Regions from separate parts of the Homo sapiens genome. Here region 2 is linked to region 1. Evidence: read pairs that join two places in POLR2A ChIA-PET (ENCODE). Cell type or tissue: K562. All regions are shown on one strand. Links, peaks and the distances in the headings refer to the core of each region. The heading gives the core; the rest is flanking DNA. Region 1 overlaps LOC124903323 (a long non-coding RNA gene). Region 2 overlaps LOC124903324 (a long non-coding RNA gene).

Region 1 (10,528 bases), core at 2,334-7,333:
ATAATTTTGAGAATTTTCCACACATCACTCCAAGGCCTCACCTGAGTATTATAATATTGACTATTTAACTGGAAGTGAACTAGGTAGAACTTCTCACAGCAAACATGTTTCTTCTTAGATCAAATTTCAAAGTCTGGGAGGGCCAAAGGAGGCATTTGTGGGTGGGGGAGGTGCTGCCATTTTTAAATGTTTCAGTTCTGACCCCAGTTAACTGTAACTGTGCAACGAGATTTGCAGTACATTCAGAATAGTTTGCACAAAGCTATTTTAATTGGAGGAGTATTTGGGTAGAAATAAATAATATCTCAACCTAAAAGTCACAGATTCTTTTTTTTTTTTTTGATTGCCAATGAGTAAAACAAAATTCAATGGTGTATATACCAAATAATAAAAGCAAATAGGGGCTGAGTATGGTGGCTCATGCCTGTAATTCCAGCACTTCGGGAGGCCGAAGTGGGCAGATCACTTGAGGCCAGGAGTTCGAGACCAGCCTGGGCAACATGGCAAAACATCGTCTCTACTAAAAATGCAAAATTTTTCCAAGTGTGGTGGTGCACACCTGTAGTCCCAGCTACTCAGGAGGCTGAGGCACGAGAATCACTTGAACCCAGAAGGTGGCGGTTGCAGTGAGCTGAGATCCCACCACTGTACTCCAGCCTGGGTGACAGAGACTCTGTCTCAAAAAAAAAAAAAAAAAAAAAAGCAAATGGGAAATTACTTAGTCATTTTCTATAGTCATCCAACAAAAGCACAATTTTCTCCAAGTCTCTTGTCATTGGTCCTCAGAGATAAACTTTCAGTTACTCCTAGACAGGTGTTCTGAGTACAAATGTCATTGGGTTTTTCATTTAAAATAAGTAAACCCTGAACATCTAAAGGCAAATGTTCAAGATGAGTATCAAAAACACACACACACACACGCGCACACACACACACTACAAGGAACTGTGTACTTTATTTTATGCATTTAATGTTATGTATCAAATGGTTATTGAGCCCTACCATGTGGATGGCTCTGTGCTAGGCCCTGTAGGGGATGCCAGAAATCTCACCGGTATTTGTCAATGTTTCCCTGTAGAAAATGGCCAATAAACGCATTTTCAAAATTTTCTGAGAATGGCTAGAGAAAGAAGAGGTGGGTGGATCCAGGTTTTAGTGGATGTGAAAAAATTTGAGAGCCTCTTTAGGAAAAATTGCTGTCCCCACCAACCTTGGAAGGCACCTGTGTAAGTTACAGGCCCCAAAGCTTCACCTTTATTAGCTTCAGGGCGAATCTGCTTCTGGCCAGGACAGCTGTCCTCAGGGGCATCTGCTGTCCTCCTTACATGCTCAGGAGCCCTGGTTCCTTGCTCTTCAGAGACACAAACTTCATGATTTCAAAATATTATCATTTTGCAACTTGGCTTGGTAACTCAGAGAGTGGCCAGGGGCAATTGCAGACTACACAATAGGCATGGTTTGATTTGTGTCTGAAACATTAGCAAACGGATCATGTGAGACTGGGTGGTGCTCAGGTGGACATGTATGATACCCTGTAGTGTACTTTGCAATATATTGTGGTGCAACACTGCACATAGGCCCTGTTTGTTTGCTACAGCTCCTTAGGCCATTTCCAGGATCCCTTCACCCAGTGACTCTGGCTCTTGGCAATCGGGAATGGCATTGTTGAAAACTTTCCATTGTGAAATTCTGTGTTTGTAAAGTGCACAGAAGCCATGTGTTAAAATTACATACTGTTGTGAATGACTCACTAATTTTCAGACTTCAGTTTGTTTAGGAGTTAGGTTTCTGTGACACAGCTCCTTCCAGACCCCAATGCAATATTTTTCTTTTCTTTTTGAGACAGTATTTTGCTTTGTCACCCAGGCTGGAGTGCACTGGCACAATTATAGCTCACTGCAGCCTTGATCTCCTGGGCTTAAGTGATCATCCTGTCTCTGCCTCCTGAGTAGGTGGGACTACAGGCATGCACCACAATTTCCGGCTAATTTTTAAATTTTTTGTGGAGGACGGGATCTTTCTATGTTGCCCACGCTGGTCTCAAACTCCCGATCTCAGGTGATCCTCCCACCTCTGCCTCCCGAAGTGCTGGGACTACAGGCGTGAGACATCACACCCAGCTCCCCCAGTGCAATATTTTCATTCCTATTTACACATAGTACAATGCAACCTTAGTACTGGGCATCTAGAAAGGGGTGTACAATTCTCCATGCAAGCTTTATGAAAATTTTTAATTCACTTTGAATTCCAATTCTAATACCTAAATTTAATCTGCGGTTTATGCATAACTTTTATGACATCATTTCATTTAAATTGTGTTTAGTCTTCACTTTCAGAAGTCCTAAGATAATGGTGTTTATTGGTTCAAGGCTACACACAAATGCACATTGTGAATTATTTAATGTCACCAAATTCTACCCCCATGAATGGTTAAAATGATCAATATTATGTCATGTCTATTTTACTGCAACTTTTTTTAAAAAGTTAAGGACCTTGGTGGAGAATGACTGGGAGTGGGAGGGGCACAGCTCTGATGCCTAAGACAAACTGTGGACTTGTTATCTAATTGATGTGCTGTTGTTTAAGCACTGATTTTTGGACAAATAAATTAGCAATGATAGTCATATAGTTCTGCAAGAAGAACATCCATGCATTCATTTATTTAACATAATTCCTAGGTGTGACAGGAACAGTTCTGAATGCTGGAAATGTAGAAACGAACGTAAAAGAAATGGTTCTGCCTTCATGAACTTCCAGACTAATAAACCCAGTAAAGGAAAATAACAAGACCATTTCATATAATGTTAAAGACTATGAAAAAATAGGTAAAACCACAAAGAGATACTGCTTCCAATCTATTGGGATGGCTACAATTTTTTTAAACAGGAAAACAACAAGTGTTGGCAAGGATTCGGAGAAATTAGAACCCATAGGCATTGCTGGTGGGAATGCAAAACCATGCAGTTGAGGTTCCTCATAAAGTTAAACATAAACCTAGCATATTACCTAGCAATTCAACACCTAGATACATACCCAAGAGAATGGAAAGTAGAAACTTGAAGAGATACTCGTATAACCATGTTCACAGCAGTCTTAACAATATCCAAAAAGTGGAAACAGCCCAAGTATTCATCAACAGATAAATGGGTAAACAAAATGTTGCAAACATAAACAATGGAATATTATTTAGCCATCAAGAAAAATAGAATTCTTACACGGTGCTGCACCACAATGAGCCTTGAAAACATTATATTTAGTACAGAAACAGAAGGACAAATATTGTATGGTTCCACTATATGAGGTATATGTAATAGTCAAACTCATAGAAGCAAAAATACAATAATGGTTGCCACGGTTTGTGGGGAAGAGAGAAAAAAGGGCAGTTTTTGTTTAATGGGTAGAGAGTTTAAACTGGAAATGATTTTTTAAATGGGGGGTATTGATATTAATAGCAGTGATGGTTACACAACATTGTGAATTAGTTAATGCCACCAAAATCTACACTCATGGATGGTTAAAATGATCAATATTATGTTATGCATATTTTAACCACAATTTTTAAAAAAAGTCAAGGATCTTGGTAGAGAAAGACTAGGAGGGGGAGGAGCACTTGCTAAGACCCTAAGGTAGGAGCAAGCTTTTGAGGAAGCAAGAAGGCAGGTGTCCCTGGAGCGGAGTGTAGAAGGGCCCTGCTGGCCGAGCTGACTGTGAAGCCAAAAGCACAGACTTCGGTGCCCCTCACTCGCACAGACCCCTGCAAAGGAGCTGTACTGAATTTTCCATTTGCAATCTTTAATCCTCCTTAAAGAAGGGCCCTTATATTCTATAAACTTTAGTCTCCACAGAAACCTGGATCTGCTGCTGGGAATAAATGATAGAAAATGAGACCTGAACTTTAGCATTAGAGGAAGGGACGGTCATGGTAGATAAGAGTGACAGCTCACTTTTGTATATATTGTTGCTTTGGGAAATTAAATTTATGTGTTTATTCATATACTCACTCATTATGTTACTTATTCATTTGTTCAACAAACATTTATAAGGCCCCTAATGTTGTAGGAATTTTCCTTAGTTCAGCTAAAAACAGTGTCCTTGTCACATGACGATGAGAGATTAGGTTCGCACACTTTGAAGGGTGAGAAAAATGGAACTTATTGGGCAAAAAGGAAAAAAAAGGAAACGGGAACTCTCCGCAGACCGACAGTCCTGCTAGTACACGTTTCCCGCCTCGCAAATCGAATCTCAAATACCACGCAGGAAGAGGAGGGACCAAGCTCCTCCGCCCTGCAAACAGCGCGAGCTTCCGGAGGCTCCACCCAATTGCAGACTCCTCCCAGTGCGCAGGCTGGTCAGAGGTTTTCCCGGGACGCGTTTTTACTTGGCTGTCTCACAAACATGCCTACCGTACACTGAGCCTTGGAGGAGATAAAGAAGACACCCACAGCCCTAAGAAAAAAGAAACACCAAAGCAATTCTAATATAAAGTTTAGAAACATTTCTGAATATTGAAATATTGAACTTCTCATCACCCCACTGGATTGTACATTCTTGGAAGACAGTGTGTCCAGAATTAGTGGGTTCTTGGTCTCACTGACTTCAAGAATGAAGCCGCGGACCCTCACGGTGAGTGTTACAGCTCTTAAGGTGGCGCATCTGGAGTTTGTTCCTTCTGATGTTCGGATGTGTTCGGAGTTTTTTCCTTCTGGTGGGTTCGTGGTCTCGCTGGCTCAGGAGTGAAGCTGCAGACCTTTGCGGTGAGTGTTACAGCTCTTAAGGCGGGGCGTCTGGAGTTGTTCATTTTTCCCGGTGGGGTCGTGGTCTTGCTGGTTTCAGGAGTGAAGCTGCAAGACCTTTGCGGTGAGTGTTATGGCTCATAAAAGCAGTGTCGACCCAAAAAGTGAGCAGAGCAAGATTTATTGCAAAGAGCAAAAGAACAAAGCTACCACAGTGTGGAAGGGGACCCGAGCAGGTTGCCGCTGCTGGCGCCGGCAGCCTGCTTTTATTCTCTTATCTGGCCCCACCCACATCCTGCTGATTGGTAGAGCCGAGTTGTCTGTTTTGACAGGGCGCTGATTGGTGTGTTTACAATCCCTGAGCTAGACACAAAGGTTCTCCAGGTCCCCACCAGATTAGCTAGATACAGAGTGTCCACACAAAGGTTCTCCAAGGCCCCACCAGAGTAGCTAGATACAGAGTGTCGATTGGTGCATTCACAAACCCTGAGCTAGACACAGGGTGCTGATTGGTGTGTTTACAAACCTTGAGCTAGATACAGAGTGCCGATTGGTGTATTTACAATCCCTGAGCTAGACATAAAGGTTCTCCACGTCCCCACCAGACTCAGGAGCCCAGCTGGCTTCACTTAGTGGATCCTGCACCAGGGCTGCGGGTGGAGCTGCGTGCCAGTCCCGCGTCGTGCGCCTACACTCCCCAGCCCTTGGGTGGTCGATAGGACTGGGCGCCGTGGAGCAGGGGGCAGCGCTCATCAGGGAGGCTCGGGCGGCACAGGAGCCCACGGTGGGGGGAGGCTCAGGCATGGCGCGCTGCAGGTCCCGAGCCCTGCCCCGCGGGGAGGCAGCTAAGGCCTGGCGAGAAATCGAGCGCAGCGCCCGTGGGCCGGCACTGCTGGGGGACCCAGCACACCCTCTGCAGCCGCTGGCCCGGGTGCTAAGCCCCTCATTGCTCCGAGTGCCGGGCCCGCCAAGCCCACACCCACCCGGAACTCGTGCTGGCCCCGGTTCCCGCCCGCGCCTCTCCCTCCACACCTCCCCGCAAGCTGAGGGAGCCGGCTCCGGCCTTGGCCAGCCCAGAAAGGGGTTCCCACAGTGCAGCGGTGGGCTGAAGGGCTCCTCAAGCGTCGCCAAAGTGGGAGCCCAGGCAGAGGAGGCGCTGAGGGCGAACGAGGGCCGTGAGGACTGCCAGCATGCTGTCACCTCTCAACAGGACCTCTGGAATCATCACATTTTATAGCTACAAGGGACTTAAAATGTTGTTAAGTTGAACCTCTCATTTTACATCTAATAAACCCAGGCTCAGGGAAACTAGGTAACTTGTCTAGGACTAAGGAAATAATTTCTAAGACTCCAAAGTAGAAGGCAGTCCTGCCGGGCACCCAGGACTGATCTTGTTCCGCTATTCCATGCAGCCATATTGCCTTGGGCTCCTTCCAGGTCTCCTGCTTCCCTTTTATCCCGTACATTGTCTAATCTAGTGTTCCAGACATCATGAGCATTCTGTAAATAGGAATTTGGCAGTGACGGTCATGTGTAGATAGAGTGACAGCTCTGGAATTTCTACCTGGGATGGTCTTCTGGATTGCCATATGTATTTACTTAGCAACTGTCCTCACTTGGATAAAACGTCTATTTGGGTGGCTTGGAGGAGGCAGTTCTGATAGAGGTCATGGTAAATTCAAGTCTTCCAAGCCGCCCACCTCATTGCCACCATTGGGCAGATGACAGGGAGTTGCTGGCTCATGCTTTTGCTGCCTGCTGTACTTCTGTAACCCTTAATTTCCTCGTTACTAACATGGAGGTTGTTATGAGAATTATGCGAGATAATATATGCCAAGATCTTAGCACAGCACTAGGCACATAGTAAGTACACAATCAATATTAGCTTGTGTTATTAGTGTTACTGTTATTCATGCTGAAAACTATCCCTATGGATTTCAGTGAAGGAGACTTGTATTATGCTTCTTTTTTTCTTTTTTAACTGGGTCTCACTTTGTCACCAAGGCTGGAGTGCAGTGGCGCCATCACAGATCACTGCAGGCTCAACCTCCCAGGTTCAAGTGATCCTCCCACCTCAGCCCCCTGAGCAGCTGGGACTACAGGTGTAAACCACCATACCTGGCTAATTTTTATATTTTGTTTTTTGCGGAGGTGGCGGCTTCGCCATGTTACTCGAGCTGGTCTCAAGCTCCTGTGCTCAGGCACTCATCCCAAGGCCTCGGCCTCCCAAAGTGCCAGGATTACAGGTGTGAGCCACGGCACCCAGTTCATTGTGGTCAATATTCTAAACCTAAGATATTGAGTTTGGGAATTTATTTCTCCAAAATCTAAGGGATATATACAAATGAAATATGATAACTGATTAAGAAACCTTACAAATAAATATTGGCCATGATTCTGTCACCATTACCATTTAAAATCCACTCAAATTCGCATCACCCCAGCTCAAGAGTTACCCAAATAGTAGAGTAATTGAAAACCACATTCTGTGCCTGTCCTTATATAAATTGCGGTTTGCCCCAGGCTATTTCCAAGGCTGTAAATAGTTCTTAAAGATGAAACACTGACAGAAGTGCGCATTCAAGAGGCAGGATAATCAAGAAGGCTTGAAAATGCGTCTATTTGATTCCTCTCTCTTTTTTTCTTTATTACTCTTGTTAGCGGTCTATCAATTTTGTTGATCCTTTCAAAAAACCAGCTCCTGGATTCATTAATTTTTTGAAGGGTTTTTTGTGTCTCTATTTCCTTCAGTTCTGCTCTGATTTTAGTTATTTCTTGCCTTCTGCTAGCTTTTGAATGTGTTTGCTCTTGCTTTTCTAGTTCTTTTAATTGTGATGTTAGGGTGTCAATTTTGGATCTTTCCTGCTTTCTCTTGTGGGCATTTAGTGCTATAAATTTCCCTCTACACACTGCTTTGAATGCGTCCCAGAGATTCTGGTATGTTGTGTCTTTGTTCTCGTTGGTTTCAAAGAACATCTTTATTTCTGCCTTCATTTCGTTATGTACCCAGTAGTCATTCAGGAGCAGGTTGTTCAGTTTCCATGTAGTTGAGCGGTTTTGAGTGAGATTCTTAATCCTGAGTTCTAGTTTGATTGCCCTGTGGTCTGAGAGATAGTTTGTTATAATTTCTGTTCTTTTACATTTGCTGAGGAGAGCTTTACTTCCAAGTATGTCAAAACCACAATGAGATACCATCTCACACCAGTTAGAATGGCAATCATTAAAAAGTCAGGAAACAACAGGTGCTGGAGAGGATGTGGAGAAATAGGAACATTTTTACACTGTTGGTGGGACTGTAAACTAGTTCAGCCATTGTGGAAGTCAGTGTGGCGATTCCTCAGGGATCTAGAACTGGAAATACCATTTGACCCAGCCATCCCATTATTGGGTATGTACCCAAAGGACTATAAATCATGCTGCTATAAAGACACATGCACACGTATGTTTATTGCGGCATTATTCACAATAGCAAGGACTTGGAACCAACCCAAATGTCCAACAATGATAGACTGGATTAAGAAAATGTGGCACATATACACCATGGAATACTATGCAGCCATAAAAAATGGTGAGTTCATGTCCTTTGTAGGGACATGGATGAAATTGGAAATCATCATTCTCAGTAAACTATCGCAAGGACAAAAAACCAAACACCGCATATTCTCACTCATAGGTGGGAATTGAACAATGAGATCACATGAACACAGGAAGGGGAATATCACACTCTGGGGACTGTTGTGGGGTGGGGGGAGGGGAGAGGGATAGCATTGGGAGATATACCTAATGCTAGATGACGAGTTAGTGGGTGCAGCGCACCAGCATGGCACATGTATACATATGTAACTAACCTGCACAATGTGCACATGTACCCTAAAACTTAAAGTATAATAATAAAAAAATAAAAAAATAAAAATATATTAAAAAAAAAAAGAAAATGATTAAGGTGTTACCGTCAAAACAAGACCTGAAGCAAAGTTTGCACTTCTCTCTTGAACACTGACCAACTTGTTTATTTCCCATTATGTGGACAATTATATCATTGCTTGCTCTACTAATTTCAACTTTTACCCAATAAAAACTAAATACTCTTGTCATGCATTTATTTTCTCCTGAACTGAAACAGACTTAGGTATATAGAATGCGTAAGATAGTAAACTCCATGGGAATATGGGAAATGCTTTGCGTATTTCTTGAGAGGAGGAAAGTTGTGCTGACTCATATTACCTTCTTCCTAGGTTCACACAGCTCCTCACTCTGCAAGTGTTTGTCCCTAGAATAGAGGTGAAACTTGAGAAGCACCCACTGTCTGTTTGCAGTGGAGAAAATGTCTATGGAAATATTAGCCTGCATTGCTTCAAATCTTGACGGGGCTTGAGGAGACAATTACAGACATTATGCAAAAACTGTCTGACATATCTGTGGCTTTTCTTTCCTATTTCCAGACTTTTTCCTTTATACATTTAAAACCTGGGGTTCAATTTGCAACACAGCACCAATCAGGATAAATTTCTTTTGCAAAAGCTACAGGTGGCTTCTCTTAAACATCAAGATAAGGTGTGAGTTACTTGAACACTTACCAAATTTGTAGGACGCAAGCTTATTGAGTAAGTAATTCAGTAGAACCAGTTAGTAAGTCACAGCCAGGAGGCAGGAATATCAAAAGGTAGTGGCAAGTTTCGTTTTTTATTGTTTTTAGGTGATTTACAACTAATTTAGAACTTGCTTCTGAAGATGGCTTACAACTTAGAAGCAGCGAAAGTTTCTAATACATTAAGATATAAATTCAGCCGGGTGTGGTGGCTCACACCTGTAATCCCAGCATTCTGGGAGGCCAAGGTGGGCGGATCATCTGAGGTCAGGAGTTTGAGACCAGCCTGGCCAACATGGTGAAACCCTGTCTCTACTAAAAATACAAAACCGGGTGTGGTGGTGTGCGCCTGTAATCCCAGCTACTTGGGAGGCTGAGGCAGGAGAATTGCTTGAATCCGGGAGGTGGAGTTGTCAGTGAGCCGAGATCGCGCCACTGCACTCCAGCCTGGGCTACAGAATGAGACTCCGTCTAAATAAATAAATAAATACATGTATATAAATTCATGGTGATCTCTATTATATCACCTCATCTTACATTCTTTGCAGCATTTATCGCCATTGTCCATAAACCTTTTGGTTTACTTGTGAGTGGGTTGGTTTATTGTCTGTCTCCCCAAGCTAGAAAGGAAGCTCCATAAAAATAGGAGTCTTGCCTGTCTTGTTCACCATTATGGTCCCACCACAGACACAGCACCTGTGGGCCCTCCACGAATGTTTGCTGACTCAATCAGCCTGTACTTCAGTAGAGACGTTTAACTCAAATTATGTTCAAGAGCCTTGGGGGTCCACAAGTGCAATGAGGTTAATTTCATTGCTGCAGTTCAAGAATGGAGTTCCTCCCGCTTCCCCATTGCCAGGAAAAAAAAATAGTTAATTTATAAAGCTTCACAATTTATAATTTTTCTCCTTTACATTTCCCATGCCTTGGTTTTCTGTGACTTCCTAATCAGTTTGCAATCAACATAATGACAAGCAAGTAGTAACCTGATACTGTTAGGAAATTTGGAAACAGACAACGGCACTAAATTTAGCAGGTTCTAAATATGCTTGTAATCTATTTACCGCAATTAAAAAATAGTTAAAATTAGAATATGGATTAAAAGTTTATATTTAAAATAGTTTATGGAATATATATATATATTTATAGTTCTGGAGCTGGATGGTGGTGATGGTTGTACAACAATGTGAACATATTTAATGCCACT
Region 2 (10,528 bases), core at 2,885-7,884, 57 kb before region 1:
CATCCAGGTCTCTAACATTCAGCTTACAGTCTGGTGGGGCACACAAAGAGGTAAAAGGGCAATTATAATACAGTGGGAGTGTGTAAGTTATGACAGCTCACAGGGGAGACCTACCCCAGATTTGGAGGTAGGGAAGCGAGGTTCAGGGAATGATGACTTCTCATAGGAGGTAATTCCTTAGCTGGGACTTGAAAGATGGGAAGGAGGAAGAGGTTTTCCTAGACGTGCATGAAGGAAGGAGGGAACTGGTGAATATTTGAAACTAATTTAAAACTTTCGAAAGTGGATTAATTGACAGCAAGTGAGAGGAGGAACAAATGAAGCTGGGAGGGGCTTTTGGGTCATGTTAAAAATTTTTGGATGTTTAAGTTGAGAAAATGGAAAGCTACTGAAGGGTTTTTCTACTTAAGCGGGAAAGTGACATAATCATATTTGCAGCTTTGGGTATACCAGTCTGAAAATAGCTTAGGGAAGACATCACAGACTTAAATGTTTCCCAGCTTATGAGTGAAGCTGGTCCAGGGTAAGAAAATACATAGGAAAATTCTTCATTTCTTCAAAGAAAAATGTATTCCTCCCATTTTTTAAGAAACGTGGGCCTATTGGTTTGTCTTTTACTTTTTCATTTTTAAGAGATTCAATGAATGATTAAAAGAAATATTTCACTTTCCTCTTAGCTGTAAGAGTATAACAGAAATTACTTAGATTAGTGGCAGTGCTTTACTTGTCACAGTGTTGGGTGGAATACAGTGTAGGGGACTGTGGTGAACTGTGGTGAGCAGGCCCCGTCTAAGAGGAGCAGCCCCCACTTCACTCCAGCTGTCTGTTTTCGTGCAAGAATGTAGGTCAAATCTAGACCTTCTGCTCTTTCAAAGAAATCCAGAGATCAAATCTTAATGTAAAAATCTACTGATTTTAAAAATTGACTGAAAACCAAAAACAAAAACAAGAAGCTTAGAATTGCCAGATTTAGCAAATAAAAGAACAGGATGCCATGTGAAATTCGAATATCAGATAAACAATGAATGCTTCTTGGTGTTAAGTATATTCCAACTATTGCATGAGATATATTAAAGTATGATTTGCCATTGATCTGAAATTGGAATTTAACAGGGTGTAATGTATCTTGGCTGGCAACCCTAGATCAAACAAAATATGCACATGAATCACATTAGGTATGTCAGCCACCAGTTGGCAACTTGTGGTATTGATTGGTGATTCTAGACTTTATCTGCGGAGTGTTGTCTTTTATAGCAAATAAGTCATGTCATCATTTTCATTATGCTAAAATAAAACGTATAGATAGTACAACCTATTTAATCATAATATTTTAAAAGTCAACCTAAGGCCTAATTATAAAGAAGAAATGAAAAGAAAATTATTTCAATATGTGATTGCTTGGTAGCACTACACTAGTAACTGGCAAGACATCTGAGAGTTGTGAAAGACATGTGGGTGCCCCAGGTACTACAGGGCATCTAGCTCCCTGGAACCTGGCTATCAAACACTCACACTGCTTCACAATCTTTGTGATAACAAAAATACTGCCCCCCATTTTCAAAATCTCCCTTAGGTGTGGTACCGTCTTCAGTGATAAGGAGCAGTTAGTGAAAGGATTCACAGGAAAAAGGCAGAGACTGGTACTTGAAGTTGGGAGATCAATTTTAAATAGAAATGGAGCTGGGCGTGGTGGCTCACAACTGTAATCCCAGCCCTTTGGGAGGCTGAGGAAGGAAGATTGCTTGAGGCCAGAAGTAGCTATGATTGTGCCACTGCACTCCAGCCTGGACGACATACAAAGACCCTGTCTCCTGTAGTCCTAGCTACTCAGGAAGCTGAGACAGGAAGATCCCTTGAGCCACGGGTAGCTATGATTGCACCACTGCACTCTAGCCTGGATGGCAGAGCCAGACCCTGTCTGTAAATAAGTAAGTAGCCAGGCACAGTGGCTCATACCTGTAATCCCAGCACTTTGGGAGGTGAAGGTGGGCAGATCACTTGAGGTCAGGAGTTTGAGACCAGCCTGGCCAACACGGTGAAACCCCGTCTCTACTAGAAATACAAAAATTAGCCGGACCTGGTGGTGTGTGTCTGTAATCCCAGCTACTCAGGAGGCTGAGACTGGAGAATGGCTTGAACCCGGGAAGCGGAGGTTGCAGTGAGCCAAGATCACCTCAGTGCACTCCAGCCTGGGCAACAGAGTAAGACCCTGTCTCAAAATAAATAAATAAAGTAGAAATGGCTGGAGAACCAACCAGAAGTAGGAAAAGAAAGGATGAAGGGTCAAGTGGGATCATTCAAATAGGCAAGATGGGAACAGAATTTGTTTTAGAATAAATAAATCCTATTTCTTGAGTTTTAGATTTAGATTTCTGTGTGATACCTAAGAGGAGAGGTCTGTTAGTCTGTGAAATCCGTGAGTGCTGTGGTCTGAGATCGCCATAGAACATTGGGAATTTGCAGCGCATTGTCTGTATGTGATGAAGTTATGGGAATGGATGAGCTTGCTCTCGGAAAGGCTACAGGTAGGAGGCGACGTAGTCCATGAACATAGCCCTGGGAACACCAACTTTCATGAGATGTCCAGCCTTTTTCATGGAGGAATGAAGGAATTCCCAGAATGAAAATGGCAAATCCAGGAAAAAGTGAAGTAACAGAAAGCATGGGAGGAGAAATGGGTGGGACCAACCCTGCAGAGAAGACAGATTCTACGGGGAAGATAAACAAGAGAAGAGTTGAACAATGTGCAGTCAGGAGGTCCCTGATGAGCTGAGTGACTGCAGTTTCAGTGCAGGGGTAGGTGTGGAATTCTTTTTAGAGTTGATGAGAAAATGCAGACAGGGAGCACAGGCCACTTAAAAAGCGGCATGGCTGTGAAGGAGTATGAACTCCTTTCTGCCTTTTAGGGTCCTCCTTATATGAGATCTCTGAAATTTCCTTTACCTTAAGTATCTTTTAGGATGCCTTTGCTAGTAATTAACAGAAAAAAGAACCCAGACTGGCTTAAAAAGTAAAATTCAATAGTGGATTTAGGCTACTGAAAAAGTCCAGCAATAATGTCTGCTTCAGGCATGATTTGATCAAGGCTTTAGATCCAGTTCTCATAATTTTTTCCTATGTGTCTTAGATTTGCCCTCAGATTGACTTCCAAGTTTTTTAAGTTTATTCCACAAATATTTATTGAGCACCTACTACATGCCAAGAACTTTTCTAGGCCCTTGAGATATAGCAGTAAAATAAAACAGACAAAGATTCTTGTCCTTGATGCTGGGTGTGGTGGCATGCACCTGTAGTCCCAGCTTCTTGGGAGGCTAAGGCAAGAAGATTGCTTGAGCCCAGGAATTTAAGGCCAACCTGGGCAACTTGGCAAGACCCCATGTCTAAAAATAAAGATTCATGTCCTTGTGGAGCATATGTTCAAATGGGGAAAGATATCCTGTAAAAATGTATATACATATATATATAGACACATACATAAAATCATAGTATGTGACATGGTTTGGCTGTGTCCCCACCCAAATCTCTCCCATAATTCCCACATGTTGTGAGAGAGACCTGGTGGGAGGTAACTGAATCATGGGGACAGGTCTTTCCCATGCTGTTCTCATGACAGCGAATAAGTCTCACGAGATCTGATGGTTTTATAAAGGGAGTACCCCTACACAGGCACTCTCTTGCCTGCCGCCATGCAAGATGTGACTTTGCTCCTCCTTTGCCTTCTACCGTGATGGTGAGGCATCCCCAGCCATGTGGAACTGTAAGTCCATTAAACCTCTTTTCTTTATAAATTACCCAGTCTCAGGTATGTCTTTATTAGCAGCATGAGAACAGACTAATACAGTATGTTTAATGATGATAAAGTCAATGAAAAAAGAAAAACAGTTCAGAGTACAGAAGATTGATAACATAAGAAGGGGTCAGTTGCAATTTATAGACGGTGGTCAAGAAAGGCTTCACCAAGAAAGTGGCATTTGAGCAGACATGAGGATATGACAGAGTGAGATGCATGAATAGCTGTGGGAAGGGTATTGCAGCCAGAGGAAACAACCAGCACAAAGGTCCCAGACAGGAGCATCCAGCACGTCTGAACAGCCAGGGAGGCCAGTGTAGCTGGGGTGGAATGAGTGAAGGAGTAGTAGTGGGAGATTAGATCAGGGAAGCAATAGAGGCCCAAATTTATGAGCCCAGGGCAAGGGCTTTTCATCAGCAGGGCATTGAGCCCAAGAGTAAATGATACAACTCCAAGTGTAAGAGGATCTCTCTGGCTGCTGTGTTGAAAAGGGACTGTAGGGGAGTGAGAGTGGTATCTGAGAAACCACTCAGGAGGCTCTTTCAATAATCCAGGGAAGAGGTGATAGTGGCTGGGCTGGGGTGGTTGCTGTGGAGGTGATAGACATGGTAGGATTTTGGAAAAGTTTGAACGTAGTGCTAACAGGATTTGTTGACAGACTGGATGAAAGAGAGGACAGAAGAGTCAAGAATCACTCCAAGCATTTCTGCCTAAGCCACTATCTGAGATGGGGAAGGCTGTGGGTAGGAACAGGTTTGGGAGGAAGATCCAGACTTGAGTTTTGGACACGTTAAATTTTAGAAGCCTGTTAGACATCCTGGGGTAGCTGTTAAGTGAGTAGAGGGCTCTAGGAGTCTGCATTTGGAAAAGAAATCTAGACGGGCAATATCTATTTCAGATTTGAAAGCAGACACATAATATTAAAGTCGCAAGACTGAAGGAATCACCAAGGAGCAGAAAAGAAGACCAAAGACTGAGCCATGGATCCCTCAGACACTGAAAGGTCTGGGAGAAGGGTGGACTGGAAAAAGAGACTAAGAAGTCTCATAATAGAAAGAAATTGGAGTGGGAGAGATAGGGCATCTTTCAAACATAAGTCCCAGATTTCCCTCTGGCTGGACCAAATTAGGTTCCTTGAATCAGTCCCTAGTAGACAAAGTCCATTTTTTAACTAATCATTTGAAAAGGTCTTGGTTTGTGCAGAAGGGCTTATACTTATGGGGACTTACCTGTGGAACCTACCCTGGAACTTACCCCCTCCCCGCGGGGGTGGTCAGTTCCTCACAATCCCACCCAGCGGTAAAGCTGAATATTGGGAAGCAATGGATAAAGCAAACCCACCATCTTGCCACACATTTTCCGGGGATCAATTTTTCTCGTGTACCCACAGATCCTTTCTTTCATATTGATAGCTGTATACTTATTACATTAAAAAACAGTTGGCTATCTGTTTACTGATTTCTGCCCAGATTATGAGCTTTTTGAAGAAGAACTGTGTCCTACTCATCTTTGAACCCCAGGACCTAGCCTCAGTGAATATTTGTTGAAGTGAGTTAAATATGAACATGTGAGAGTGTGTAGACATCTGGTTTCTGTGGGTCCTCCTGGGTTACGTCAGGCCTCAAAGTTAAAAGAAAAAATTTTAAACCCTTAGAATAGTTTATGATCCACCTGTAATATGTAATATAACCACATAGACCATCACCTTGTTAAATTGGATGTATGAAGCTATTTCTTAATAGTTGTGGCTGCAAGAACAGTCAGTTCTTAAATAGTTTTGAGACAGAGAAATTTAAAAGAACCCTTTGGTAATTTGGATACACACACACATACACACACAGAGAACTTATAGTTGAGAGTTCATAAAATAGCCTAACGAATCTATACTGTAAGGACCTATAAACTGATTGTATATGCTATGGGCTGGATGTTTATGTCCAGCCCCCTCCAATTCATATGTTGAAACCCTAGCCTCCAATGTGATGGTATTTGGAAGTCAGGCCTTTGGGAGGTAATCAGGGTAAGATGAGTTCCTGAGGGTAAAGTCCTCATGATGGGTTAATGTAGTTATAAAAAGAGGAAAAGAGTACAAAGTTTCAGTTAGATAGGAGGACTAAATTCTTGTGTTCTATTGAGCAGCATAAAGAGTATAGTTAATAATAATGTATTGTATATTTCAAAATAGCTAAAAGAGAAAATGTTAAATGTTCTTACCACAAAGGAATGATAAATATTTGAGGTGATAGATGTGTTAATTAGCCTGATTTGAATATACATCCTGCCACAATGTATTCATGTATCAAAACATCACATTTACTCCATAAATAGATGCAATCATTATTTGTCAATTAAAAAGATGATACTCTTTCATGTTTATTTTTTGAGATGGAGTCTTGCTCTGTTGCCCAGGCTAGAGTGTAGTGGCTCAATCGTGGCTTATTGAAGCTTCAGCCTCCCAGGCTCAAGAGATCCTTCTGCTTCAGTCTCTCTAGTAGCTGGGACCACAGGCACATGTCACCACGCCCAGCTAATTTTTAAAAATATTTTGTAAAGATGGGTCTCACTGTGTTGCCCAGGCTAGTCTTGAACTCCTGAGCTCAAGTGATCCTCCCACCTCAGACTCCCAAAGTGCTGGCATTATAAGACATGAGCCACTATACCCAGCCACAATAAAAATTTTTTAAAAAGAGAAGAAAAGCTATGACTTCCCCTATATGCATGCACCAAGGAAGGCCGTGTAGGGGCATAGGCTGGCAGTCTGATGTTGGACTTGGACTTCCAGCTTCAGAACTGTGAGAAATAAATGTTTGCTAAGCCAACTAGTCTATGGCATTACACTGACTGAACTGACTGAGACAGTATATATAGTTTGTGAGTGCTGATTAAAACTCAAGGAATAATGTCGTCGGTCAAACAAAGGATAGGAAGAAAAGCTTTAAGAGGGAAAAGGAAAAGAAAGGAAAGGAAGGAAAGGAAAATCTTTAAGAGGGAACATAATGCACTTCCTTCTAAACATTGGTTTGGATAGAAAAAGAAAAACAGGAATATGCTCTGCTACAGGTATTTTCTCTATGTCGTTATGATCTTTTGTTGGACATGATTTTTCCCATAGCTTATCTGAATCTATACAGTGAGCTATATTATTAAAGGATTCTAGTTAACTTTGTGCTTGGCCGCAAGTAAAGCAGCCTAGACTTTCTTAGAAGAGAATAGAAATACCAAAATATTTTTTCTGTCTAGTATTTGAGTGAAAAAAAAAGAATGGCAAGACATAAAATAGAACATCCAAAACACTATCAAGTATATTATATTCATTCAGTCTGTCACTGACTTTGTATTTTTTGGAAATATGTTTCCCTTGTTAACTTTTCCCATGGACACACTAGACTATATTTATCCATATGGGTATTTTTGGAAATGTAAGCACTAATGTAACTTCTTTAAATTACAAAAGATCCTGAAGGTTTGTGTGTTTGCTTGTTTGTTTTTAGAAAATGATGGGGATACCTTAGAAACAATCTTTTTGAACATTTGAAGGCATTTGCTACACAAAAATTGTCAGTATTTAAACTTTCCCTTTGAAGCCAAGCTATTTAGTTCTTATAAAAAGCATTGCTTTTTATAAGATAAAAAGAAACATCAGTCACAGCTATGAAATCTCTGAGCTCAACCTGGACAGGGTGCTTGACAGTTCTTGGGTTACTAAGCGAGTCGCCAGTTGTGCTAGGCCAGGCTCTCTTTACAGTGAAATAAAAAAGGGGACACATCTGAAAAACCAGATAATATAATGAATAAGACATTTGGTAAATAAGAGCAATTAAAAATCAAAAACAGCACACATCTGAAAAAACAGATAATAGAGCAGGTAAGACATTAGGTAAATATGACCAAATAATTATGTTGTAAACCTCTACCTGAATCAGGCATCCAGGAGGCAATTCTACATCAAGTACTTTTTTCCCCCTCCCTTTACTAGATCTAGTTAGACTTTTGAAAAATTAAGGTAAACTCCAGAGGTCACAAAGAAGTTGCCTTGTTGTGTTCTCTGGCCTAGAATGAGGCTGGAAATTGGGTGTGCACTTTCAGCTGGACTTTCCTTAGCACAGCCCCCTTCTCTATTTCTGAGGTGACCCAACGAAGAAGAAATGGGACAGAAGAGGGTTTACAGTGTACAAGGCAGATGCCGTGGGAGATCACGTGTTCTCCCTGCTGGACAGACAGGAGACATGAGCTGGCTGTTTGGTTGGTGGGGGAGCGCTGCTTGGTGGTGAGGAGGATGGGTCTGTTTTATGCTGTTATTATTTTCTATTCACTTGCAGGGCTTTTGGATCTCTCTCTCTCTCTCTCTCTTTTTTTTTTTTGTCCTTGAAAATGGCATTAAGTGATTCTGTGTGTGTGCATTTGAGAAAGCCAGTGCAATATCCTATTAATCCGCTGAGCAACTTCAACAACTTGAAAATGATCAGAGCATGGTTGGTGACCGCGTTGGTCGGTTTGTGAGAGCTTTCCTGAGGGGCCACGCAAGTCATTCCATTTAAGGGATCTTCCCTTCTATGGTCACCCATGCCTCCTTTGACCAACAGCTTGGCGGCCTCCCTGGGGTCCATTGTAGCCATCCTTCCAGGACACTGGGTCGGTTCAGGGGGCAATTGTTGCCTTCTTCTCCCTCCAGGGAGCAACTTCTCTTCATAAGGATTCTTTTTCCCAGCAAGCAAAGATGACCTGGAAATTTGATAGTGCCAGAGTTACAAACTATGCTTTCTCAAGAGAGAAATATTACCTTTTAGAAACTAGTTTTTATCCTGCTGGGAAACTGTACTGTGTTGCGGGGATTGTCTCTTATTAGAGCCGTGTGAGCTGGGGGAAGCATGTAGGGCTATCTTCCACTCACCAAAAAGGCTGCTGGAATCGTGTATGACCCTGAAAAGAAACTGCCGTGGTACTTAGTGGGGAGGTAGGGAAAGACAAAAATGTCAACGTAAGCCAGTACATTTCTTGCGCAGAATGAGCCTGCATACTCTTAAACACACCGGGAGAAAAGTTCTCAAGGTTTTGAAACTCCTAGTGATGGTGGAGTTCTTGGCTCACTTCCTAGAGCATTATGAGGCATTATAAACGTCCTTCGAATTCATGCAGTCCCATAAGAACACCACCAAAAAAATTGTTATGGGGATTTTAGTATTTAATCTTCAGGGGGTCCAAAGCCTTTATTTGCCATTTCTCAGTAAAAAAACACAAATCTTTATATTAAGAATAGGGTAGAGGGGATTGGGAAATCATTTTGTAACAAAAAGGTACTACATCAATTAGTCAAATAGTATTCATTGAGCACTTACTATGTGCCAGGCATTGTAGCAGGGGGTGGGGTCATGAGGGTGACTCTGACAAGCCTGGGCCCTATCCTCATGACACTTTTATTCTAGTGGGCAGCAAAGGTGCAGAGCAAGTGTGCTGAGCTAGTTGTGTAACAGAAAATGCGAGGTTAGCTTACAGCCTCCCAATTCAGAGATCTCAAAGAACATCTTGTTGGATTTAGACATGCAGTATCCTGGAAGAGGAATGCAGCCTTACAAATGCTCCTGATTCAACCGGGCGCAGGCTCACGCCTGTAATCCCAGCAAAATAAAGAAAACACAAAAAGAAATGAAGAACAAGAATAGAAAACTGGGAGAAGCACAGGAAGGCTGACAGACATCGTGAAGTGGATGAGGATTTTCCCTGGGGCCCCAAAACCTACTCTTCTCCTGGCAGTTTTAAAACCCAGAAGCCTTCCAAGCCCTTTCATCATTCATCGCATTACCATATATCAAGAGAAGACAAGTCTCCCAAGGAGGGTAAGAAGGGCAAGAGAAGAAAAAGGAGAGATGCTTGGAAGATGATGACAATGATAACTTATTTCTTATTAAGGAGAGGAAAAAAAAGTCTTAAACTGTCAGGCAGCCTCTAATGTGGCTTTCCGTTGTTCATTTGGCCTTTGCGTCCATAACCTTCTGGCAATGTGTTTATTATTTATGATTAAATAAAGTCAGTTTGGGTTTTGCATTTTTAATTTCAGCCATTCCTAGAGTTGCTGGACATCCATTTAGGTTCCCCCTTCCTTCCTTCCTTCCTTCCTTCCTTCCTTCCTTCCTTCCTTCCTTCCTTCCTTCCTTTCTTCCTTCCTTCCTTTCCTTCCTTTCCTTCCTTCCCTCTTTCCTTCCTTCCCTCCTTCCTTCCTTCCTTCCTGTCTTTCTTTCTTCAAGAATATTCATTGGTAGTGCCAGGTACATCCTATTGTATCACAGTGCAAGACACATAATGTCTTAATGTCTGATTGTTCTACTTTTAGTGGTGCTAAAACTAATCCAGGGGCCCAGGTGTTGCCAAACTGATATATCAATTACAACATTCCCCATCAATTTTTCACCTCATGGCTTCCATATTCTTTGATGATCTTTTCATAGATCCATTTTTTTATCATGAATGAATTTCAATTATAATATTACATTTCATCAACCATTATTTTGAATCTCAAACTATCTTAGTAAACTTTTCTAATAGAAATATCCTACATAGTACTATATTGAATTTATAACTGAAATGTTTTATAATTAGGAAATGTGTCCACTACAGAAAATTTGGCATATGTAAAGTATAAATTTGAAATAAAATCACCCCCAATTTTTCCACCAAAAGATAATCATTTCTATGGTTTCAATGTATTCATTTTGATCTTTCTTTCAGACAGCATATTGGAAC

What was found. Peaks named below come from ENCODE experiments on the same cell type or tissue, not always from the same donor. Only the 100,000 strongest peaks of a DNase experiment are listed, where the experiment ranks them.
Region 2: POLR2A ChIA-PET joins it to region 1 with 5 read pairs; 4 of 35 experiments call an interaction of 5 or more read pairs at or near these places.

Annotation. Positions count from the first base shown.
Region 1 is chr14:56,986,295-56,996,822 of GRCh38, reverse strand. The region is part of intron 1 of LOC124903323 (a long non-coding RNA gene); the gene reads left to right. Among named protein-coding and RNA genes, the nearest start is that of OTX2-AS1, 180 kb to the right of the region's middle. RefSeq lists a silencer at 5,787-5,974. In K562, for the core only: no CTCF peak of the experiment used is centred there; a DNase peak (open chromatin) is centred at 4,272; H3K4me3 peaks cover 1,398 bases.
Region 2 is chr14:57,043,837-57,054,364 of GRCh38, reverse strand. The region is part of intron 1 of LOC124903324 (a long non-coding RNA gene); the gene reads left to right. Among named protein-coding and RNA genes, the nearest start is that of EXOC5, 220 kb to the left of the region's middle. In K562, for the core only: no CTCF peak of the experiment used is centred there; no DNase peak of the experiment used is centred there.